Linked DNA regions of Homo sapiens: region 1 is linked to region 2. Evidence: chromatin contacts called from ENCODE POLR2A ChIA-PET data. All regions are on one chromosome and are shown on one strand. Each heading gives the region's core, a stretch centred on a gene start or an enhancer-like site at or near the end of the contact. The rest is flanking DNA. Distances are from core to core; before and after follow the strand shown.

What was found. ChIA-PET counts read pairs that join two places held with the same protein, here RNA polymerase II (POLR2A).
Region 1: POLR2A ChIA-PET joins it to region 2 with 10 read pairs in activated T-cell. The contact joins the enhancer-like site here to the promoter of DPPA5 in region 2. POLR2A ChIA-PET finds 5 or more read pairs at or near these places in 4 of 52 experiments (H1, WTC11, activated T-cell and 1 more).

The regions. Positions count from the first base shown.
Region 1 is chr6:73,512,899-73,517,453 of GRCh38, reverse strand. EEF1A1 (eukaryotic translation elongation factor 1 alpha 1) reads left to right here. Exons shown (of 8, transcript NM_001402.6): 8 at 1-1,704. Among named protein-coding and RNA genes, the nearest start is that of EEF1A1, 5.9 kb to the left of the region's middle. RefSeq lists a silencer at 1,834-2,128. Within about 2 kb of position 2,818, at least 18 of the 41 ENCODE cell types and tissues checked have a DNase peak (open chromatin) inside an H3K27ac peak, as active enhancers do.
Region 2 is chr6:73,352,502-73,356,650 of GRCh38, reverse strand. DPPA5 (developmental pluripotency associated 5) reads left to right here and starts at 2,375. Exons shown (of 3, transcript NM_001025290.3): 1 at 2,375-2,537; 2 at 2,619-2,798; 3 at 3,273-3,588. The coding sequence starts at 2,426. The coding sequence ends at 3,331. RefSeq lists enhancers at 2,322-2,821, 2,822-3,323.

The DNA of each region.
Region 1 (4,555 bases), core at 1,569-4,068, 160 kb before region 2:
ACGAATCTGGAAACTTCTTGAAAATGTAATTCTTGAGTTAACACTTCTGGGTGGAGAATAGGGTTGTTTTCCCCCCACATAATTGGAAGGGGAAGGAATATCATTTAAAGCTATGGGAGGGTTGCTTTGATTACAACACTGGAGAGAAATGCAGCATGTTGCTGATTGCCTGTCACTAAAACAGGCCAAAAACTGAGTCCTTGTGTTGCATAGAAAGCTTCATGTTGCTAAACCAATGTTAAGTGAATCTTTGGAAACAAAATGTTTCCAAATTACTGGGATGTGCATGTTGAAACGTGGGTTAAAATGACTGGGCAGTGAAAGTTGACTATTTGCCATGACATAAGAAATAAGTGTAGTGGCTAGTGTACACCCTATGAGTGGAAGGGTCCATTTTGAAGTCAGTGGAGTAAGCTTTATGCCAGTTTGATGGTTTCACAAGTTCTATTGAGTGCTATTCAGAATAGGAACAAGGTTCTAATAGAAAAAGATGGCAATTTGAAGTAGCTATAAAATTAGACTAATCTACATTGCTTTTCTCCTGCAGAGTCTAATACCTTTTATGCTTTGATAATTAGCAGTTTGTCTACTTGGTCACTAGGAATGAAACTACATGGTAATAGGCTTAACAGGTGTAATAGCCCACTTACTCCTGAATCTTTAAGCATTTGTGCATTTGAAAAATGCTTTTCGCGATCTTCCTGCTGGGATTACAGGCATGAGCCACTGTGCCTGACCTCCCATATGTAAAAGTGTCTAAAGGTTTTTTTTTGGTTATAAAAGGAAAATTTTTGCTTAAGTTTGAAGGATAGGTAAAATTAAAGGACATGCTTTCTGTTTGTGTGATGGTTTTTAAAAATTTTTTTTAAGATGGAGTTCTTGTTGCCCAGGCTAGAATGCAATGGCAAAATCTCACTGCAATCTCCTCCTCCTGGGTTCAAGCAATTCTCCTACTTCAGCCTCCCAAGTAGCTGGGATTACAGGCATGTGCTAATTTGGTGTTTTTAATAGAGATGAGGTTTTTCCATGTTGGTCAGGCTGGTCTCAAACTCCTGACCTTAGGTGATCGCCTCGGCCTCCTAAAGTGCTGGAATTACAGGCATGAGCCACCATGCCTGGCCAGGACATGTGTTCTTAAGGACATGCTAAGCAGGAGTTAAAGCAGCCCAAGAGATAAGGCCTCTTAAAGTGACTGGCAATGTGTATTGCTCAAGATTCAAAGGTACTTGAATTGGCCATAGACAAGTCTGTAATGAAGTGTTATCGTTTTCCCTCATCTGAGTCTGAATTAGATAAAATGCCTTCCCATCAGCCAGTGCTCTGAGGTATCAAGTCTAAATTGAACTAGAGATTTTTGTCCTTAGTTTCTTTGCTATCTAATGTTTACACAAGTAAATAGTCTAAGATTTGCTGGATGACAGAAAAAACAGGTAAGGCCTTTAATAGATGGCCAATAGATGCCCTGATAATGAAAGTTGACACCTGTAAGATTTACCAGTAGAGAATTCTTGACATGCAAGGAAGCAAGATTTAACTGAAAAATTGTTCCCACTGGAAGCAGGAATGAGTCAGTTTACTTGCATATACTGAGATTGAGATTAACTTCCTGTGAAACCCAGTGTCTTAGACAACTGTGGCTTGAGCACCACCTGCTGGTATTCATTACAAACTTGCTCACTACAATAAATGAATTTTAAGCTTTAAGATGAAGTGGCATTTCTTTTAACAGTTACTATGTTGGAATTGGTTACAAATTTTGGAGTGGATTTCAAAAGTGAGAGCTAACTTCAGTTGATTTCAAGGTAGTGCTTGGCTTTTTTTGTTTAGACAGGGTTTTACTCCTGCCCTGGTTGGAGTGGAAGTTAACGGCTAACTGCAGTCCTGACTTCTGGGCTTAAGTGATCTTCCCTGAATAGCAGGGACCACAGGTTTTTGCCACCACGCCTGGCTAATTTTTGTATTTTGCCATGTTGCCAAGGCTGGTCAACTCCTGGGCTCAAGTGATCTGCCTGTACTGTATCTTTCCCAGTTAATCTGATATTTATCTTTTAAATCTCAGATGTGCCAGGGCCTCGGCAGTGACTCAAGGAAGAACCCATGTGCTCTTAGTGGGACACGATTTGTTCAGACCTACTAACCTCAACCCAGTTTCAGTTCTTTATAGTGGAGAATGTTGACAGTTTACACTGACAGGCCACATTTTAGCATTGTGTTATCTTCATGGTTTTTTTTCTTTTGAGATGAAGTTCCAAACTTAGTAACTTACCATTTACTTTTTAGTGTAATTCTAAAAGATTTCATTCAGCTAGAACTACCCTGATATTTAACTGTCCTTTTTCTCTTACCTAATTATTGGCAATTAAACATTTTTGTCATTTACTTTGGGACTGTTTTTAGCAGGCCCATGGATCTCAAGGTTTAGTTTTGTGGGTTCTATGGGAGACAATGACAATGAAGATAAACGTTAATGTTGCAATAATTCTAAGCAAGGGATATTAGAAAATGAAGCAGGCCAGGTCATGGCTCACGCCTGTAATTCCACCATTTTGGGAGGCTGAGGTGGGGAGATCACAAGGTCAGGAGTTCAGACCAGCCTTGCTAATATGCTGAAACCCCATCTCTACTGAAAATACAAAATTAGCTGGGTGTGGTGGCAGGTGCCTATAGTTACGAGGCTGAGCCAAGATCACACCACTGCACTCCAGCCTGGGCGACAGAGAAAGACTTCATCTCAAAAAAAAAAAAAAAAAAAAAGCAAAAGGCTGGGCGCAGTGCCTCGAATCCTAGCACTTTGGGAGGCTGAGGCGAGAAGATCTGCTAAATACAAAAGAAAAGCAAGGTGTGGTAGCACATGCCTATAGTCCCAACTGAGGCTGAGGCAGGAGAATCCCTTTAGCTTGGAAGGTGGGGGTTGCGGTGAGCCAAGATCTTGCCAGGGCACTCCAGCCTGGGTGACAGGGCAAGACTGTCTCAAAAAATAAAGATGCCGGGTGCAGTGGCTCACGCCTGTAATCCCAGCACTTTGGGAGGCCGAGGTGGGCGGATCACAAGGTCAGGAGATCGAGACCATCCTGGCTAAAACGGTGAAGCCCCCGTTTCTACTAAAAATAAAAATTAGCCGGGCATGGTGGTGGGCGCCTGTAGTCCCAGCTACTCGGGAGGCTGAGGCAGGAGAACAGCATCAACCCGGGAGGCGGAGTTTGCACTGAGCCGAGATTGCGCCACTGCACTCCAGCCTGGACGACAAAGTGCGACTTCGTCTCAAAAAAGTATATATATAATAATAAAAATTAGCTGGGCATGGTCGTACACACCTGTAGTCCCAAGCTACTCTGGGGGGTTCAGGCAGGAGGATCGCTTCATCCTGGGAGGCTGAGGCTGCAGTGAGCTATGATGGTGCTATGTACTCCAGCCTCGGCAACAGTGAGACCCCGTCTCCTAGGTTCAAGCAATTCTGCCTCAGCCTCCTGAGTAGCTAGGACCACAGGTGCCCACCACCACACCTGCCTAATTTTTGTATTTTCAGTAGAGACCGGGTTTTACCATGTTGGTCAGGCTGGTCTCCAACTCCTGACCTCAGGTGGTCTGCCCGTCTTGGCCTCCCAAAGTGCTGGGGTTACAGGCGTGAGCCTGTATATATCAGTAATCTCTTACTTTTTAATGGGTGTATGACAGTTTGTGTATTCATTCCCAGCTGAGGGGCATTTAGTTGTTTCCAGTTTGGGGCAATTATTAATAAAGCTGCTATAAATGTCCACATATAGTTTTGTATGTAATAATGTTTTTATTTTACTTGTGTAAATAGCTAGGAAAGTGATTACTGGGCTGAGTGGCAAAGCGTATGCTTTTTAAGAAACTGCCGAGTTGTTTCCAAAGTGGTTGAACCATTTAGTAATTAAGAGATCAACTTTTTTGAGGAAGACAAATAGACTACCTGAGTGTTAAACTGATATTTTGCAGGTCAGTGAAGTAATTTGTTTATAAAATATTGTGCTTACTATGTTCTAGGCACCGTTCTAGGCATTGGGGATAGAGCTATGAACAAAATGGACATGGTTATTGACCTTTGAGTTTATAGTTAGTGGGGGAGATAGAGATTCAATAAATAAAATTAGCTACTTTTGAGTTGTGATGGTACTATGAAGGAAAAGAGAAATATACCATGAGGGAGAAGAGTAAATGAAAGGGACATAATTTAGACTGGCCAGAGAAGGTATTTGCCAGGAATAGCTGAGACCTGAAGGATAAGTAGGAGTTAGGGGAGAATATGACAACATTGTGTGTGTAATATATATATGCATACACACACACAATGTTTTCATATTCTCCCCAACTCCTACATATAATATATATAATTATATACATGCATACACACACACACATACATATATATTTATTTTCTTGAGACAGAGTCTCGCTCTGTCACCAGGCTGGAGTGCAGTGGCTTGATCTCGCCACACTGCAACCTCTGCCTCCCAGGTTCAAGCTATTCTCCTGCCTCAGCCTCCCAAGTAGCTGGGACTACAGGCACATGCCACCATGCCCAGCTAATTTT
Region 2 (4,149 bases), core at 1,126-3,625:
ATAATTTTAACATATAATCAGTCTAAAATTATTAATGAGAATATTTAAATTTTTGGTATTAATGTCATCAAAATTTTACATGTAGCTTACACTTACAGCATATCTCAAATCAGACTAGACACATTTCCAGTCCTCATGTGACTAGTGACTTTTGTATTGGACAGTGCAGGTCCGGAGTGACTTTTCTTGAAATGCAAAGGAAGGTACCATGGAATAACATGTTTAGGAATAAGTAAGGTATACAGAAATAGAAGTGAGGGTTGCTTTTCATAAGAGTCTGGGTCACAGGAAAAAGGGAGCTTGGGCTGCAGGTGGAATGGGAGATGGGAAATTGAAAGTTTATTATGACTGGGTGTAGTGACTCACACCTGTAATCCCAGCACTTTGGGAGGCTGAGGCAGGCAGATCAGGAGGTCAGGAGTTCGAGACCAGCCTGGCCAACATGGTGCAACTCCATCTCTACTAAAAATACAAAAATTAGCCAATGTGGTGGGGGGTGCCTGTAATCCCAGCTACTCAGGAAGCTGAAGCAGGAGAATTGTTTGAACCCGGGAGGCAGAGGTTGCAGTGAGCTAAGATTGTGCCCTGTACTCCAGCCTGGGTGACAGAGCAAGACTCCATATATATATATTTGATTATTTGGCCAGGTGTGGTGGCTCATGCCTGTAATCCCAGCAGTTTGGGGGGCCGAGGTGGGCAGATCACTTGAGGTCAGGAGTTCGAGTTCGAGACCAGCCTGGTCAACATGATGAAACCCTGTCTCTACTAAAAATACAAAAATTAGCCGGGCATGGTAGCTGGCACCTGTAATCCCAGCTACTGGGGAGGCTGAAGCAGAACCGCTTGAACCCGGGAGGTGGAGGTTGCAGTGAGCAGAGATCGCGCCACTGCACTCCAGCCTGAGCAATAGAGTGAGACTCTGTCTCAAAAAATTTAAATTTAATTTAAAAAATAATAAAAATAAAAACAAAGAAACCCAATTCACTCTACATACTTTAGCATGTTTCTCCTGAGAATAATGACCTTATCTTACATAACTGTAGTACACTTATCCCACTCTAGAAGTTCTAAACTTTAGAAGTTTCTAATACTACTTTGAAATATAGGGCATATTAAAATTTCCTTCATTGTCCTGAAATGCATCCCCCATCTTTGATTCAGAATTATTTGAACTATGCACACAGCATTTAGTGTCTTAGTCAATTAATAAAACAGTCCTCTTTTTGTTTTTCAGATATTGAACCAGAAATCCATTTGTCCCATTATTGGTGATGCTAACTTGGGTCAAGGTGGCTTCTTCCAAGTCTCTACTGTAAAGGAATGTTTTTTTCTCCTTTGCAATTCATAATCTGTGCCTAGGGCTTCCAAACTTGTGACTATCTAGTTCCTCAACAGTCTTCATCTGATAGTTTTAGCTATTGATGATCATTTTCTAAATTAACTACACTGGTGGTTGCAAAAGAACCCATTGTGTGTGTGTGTGCGTGCGTGTGTGTGTGTGTGCGTGCGTGTGTGTGTGAAGAGGTCTGCCTTAAGAAACCCTCAATAATGGACAGCTGAGGGGACATTAGATGTTACCAGGACTGGAAATGCCAGCTTAATCACCATCTGTAAAGCCATAAAACAGTGAAATCACACTCTCATCGAGTGACTCCAGTGCATCGCTCCAAACACTATGTTTAAAAAACGAATAAACCAAATTTATTTACAGAGGAGCCAGAAGCCTGGACCGGTTTTGGCTGGAGTGCGCAGGCAGGGCACAGGTGAGCTTTATAATCCGGGTAGGTTCAAAGACTCTAGAGCCAGGGGCTTCGAAGAACGCTAATCCCTTTAGGTAAGATAATCAGTTTCCGAATTTCGGTTTTCTCTTTTGTTCAATGGCAAGAGTTCCTCCAGAGTTCCCGGGACGTTGTCCGGGTCGCCAGCAAAGTGGAGCCGCGGGTCCTGCTCCTTAAGGCCGAGGGGATACGGACCCTTCTTTGGAACGTGTGAGGCAGGAACTCGATTCGGCAGCTACTGGGTGGTCCTCGCACCCTCAAGCCTGGACGCCCGCTTTCCGAGGTTCAGGTCCCACCGGTTGTTCCCTAGAGGAAGAGGCAAGAGCACCTTGCCCCCAGCCATTCCCAAGCCCATGGGATTCTGGTGCGAAAGACACAGGTCAATGCAGGTGGAAACCCTAGTTAACTTGGAGACAGCTGGGCCCGGGTGAGGCTCTCCCGAAGTCGCGGGAAGCGGAAGAGTTGGCAACCTGCTGGACCGCAGCCAGGGCGGCGGGGCATGGACTCAGGGTCCTGGCCCGGGCCGGGGGCGGGGCCTGGCCGGGGGCGGGGCCACCAGGTGCGAGGCTTTATCGCCCCTGAGCCTCGGCCGGCGTGATTAGGCCTGGTTTGCGCTGGAGAGTGGTCTTGGTTGTGAGGGTCATAAGATGGGAACTCTCCCGGCACGTAGACATATCCCGCCGTGGGTGAAAGTTCCCGAAGACCTGAAAGATCCAGAGGTGTTCCAGGTCCAGACGCGGCTGCTGAAAGCCATTTTCGGTGAGTGTGCCCAGTACTGGCGGGCTGCCCCGGCTCGGGAGTCTCAGCCGGCCCGGGGATCTCATCTCTTTTCCCCAACAGGCCCGGACGGATCTCGAATCCCTTACATCGAGCAGGTGAGCAAGGCCATGCTCGAGCTGAAGGCTCTGGAGTCTTCAGACCTCACCGAGGTCGTGGTTTACGGCTCCTATTTGTACAAGCTCCGGACCAAGTGGATGCTCCAGTCCATGGCTGAGTGGCACCGCCAGCGCCAGGAGCGAGGTGAGAGGCCCAGAGACTGGGTACGCGGAACACAGGCTCGCGGGGGCCGCTTCGCGCCTCTCCTCCAGCCCTCTCCTCTTTCTCCTCTCTTGCTCGCTGCCAGCACCTTGGGCGTCACCAGGGGTGCCCTTGGCATCTGGGCCTTCCCAAGACCCCTTTGGGAATGGGGGCCCCAGAATGCCGGCCGTCGGTCTTGGAGACCCAGGGGTGAGACTATGGTGAAAGGCGGCTGGTGCTGGACCCACTGGGCAGGGTTATCTGAGCTATCTCAACCGTCTCCCCGCCCCCTTCAGTTTCTTGGAGAATGTTCGAATGGGCCGAGTAGTCTCGGGTTCCAAGGTTCTGGGCCTGACTCTCAGGCCCAGAACGCCTGGATCAGAAGTCCCAGAAACGAACCCTGAAAGAGGCGGAGAACAGTCCGGGCGCTTACTATTTTCCCCCAGACTCACGCCGCTGTTGCTATTTCTGGTGCAGGGATGCTCAAACTTGCCGAAGCCATGAATGCCCTCGAACTAGGCCCTTGGATGAAGTGAACCAGTTTCCAGCCAATGCAATGAAGCCGGGTTGCAGAGATTAGGTTGTGGCCAGAGCTAGAGTGATTCCTTAAGCTTGTTTTAAAATCTGCTCCAGCCTAAAGAGTTAAGGGAAAACCATTTGTTCCCTTAAAGAGTTAAGGGAAAACCCTTGGCTCTGAGTCTTGTTGTGAATATTTCTTTGATGATTGTTAATAAAAAGTGTTTTTTCTTTTTTCCCATTTTTAAAAATAACAATAAAGTTTTAAATAAGTTGATAGTTCAGTGTGGTTGATGGATTGTAGGTACTACCTTAAATATCTCTGAAGCACAGCTGAAGTGTGGCCCTGAGCTTAACCCTTAATTGAAATCCTCCAAAGACAAAATGAGGGTCCAAAGGCACACTTGGCTAGTGTCAAAAAGGGTGGAGGAGCCAGGGTCCTGAGATGCAGCACTGAACTAAAAACCTATGGGAGATGTGATGATTGTCTCAAGTGACCTGGACTCACTTGAAAACAACCCTATAATAGGTTGACATTTTGTATATAAGCTGAAAAGCAAATGTGTCCAACAAAAATATGGGAAGTCAGAACCATTGTTAGTGTAGCATGTTTTGTGTGTGTTTTTTGTTTGTTTTCTTTTCTTTTCTTTTTTTTTTTGGAGACGAGTTTTTCTCTTGTCACCCAGGCTGGAGTGCAATGGAGCGATCTTGGCTCACTGCAACCTCCTCGACCCCCCTCCCCCGCCCCCACCCCTTTCAAGCAATTCTCCTGCCTCAGCCTCCCGAGTAGCTGGGATTATGGGTGAGTAGCTGGGATTATGGGTGAGTAGCTGGGATT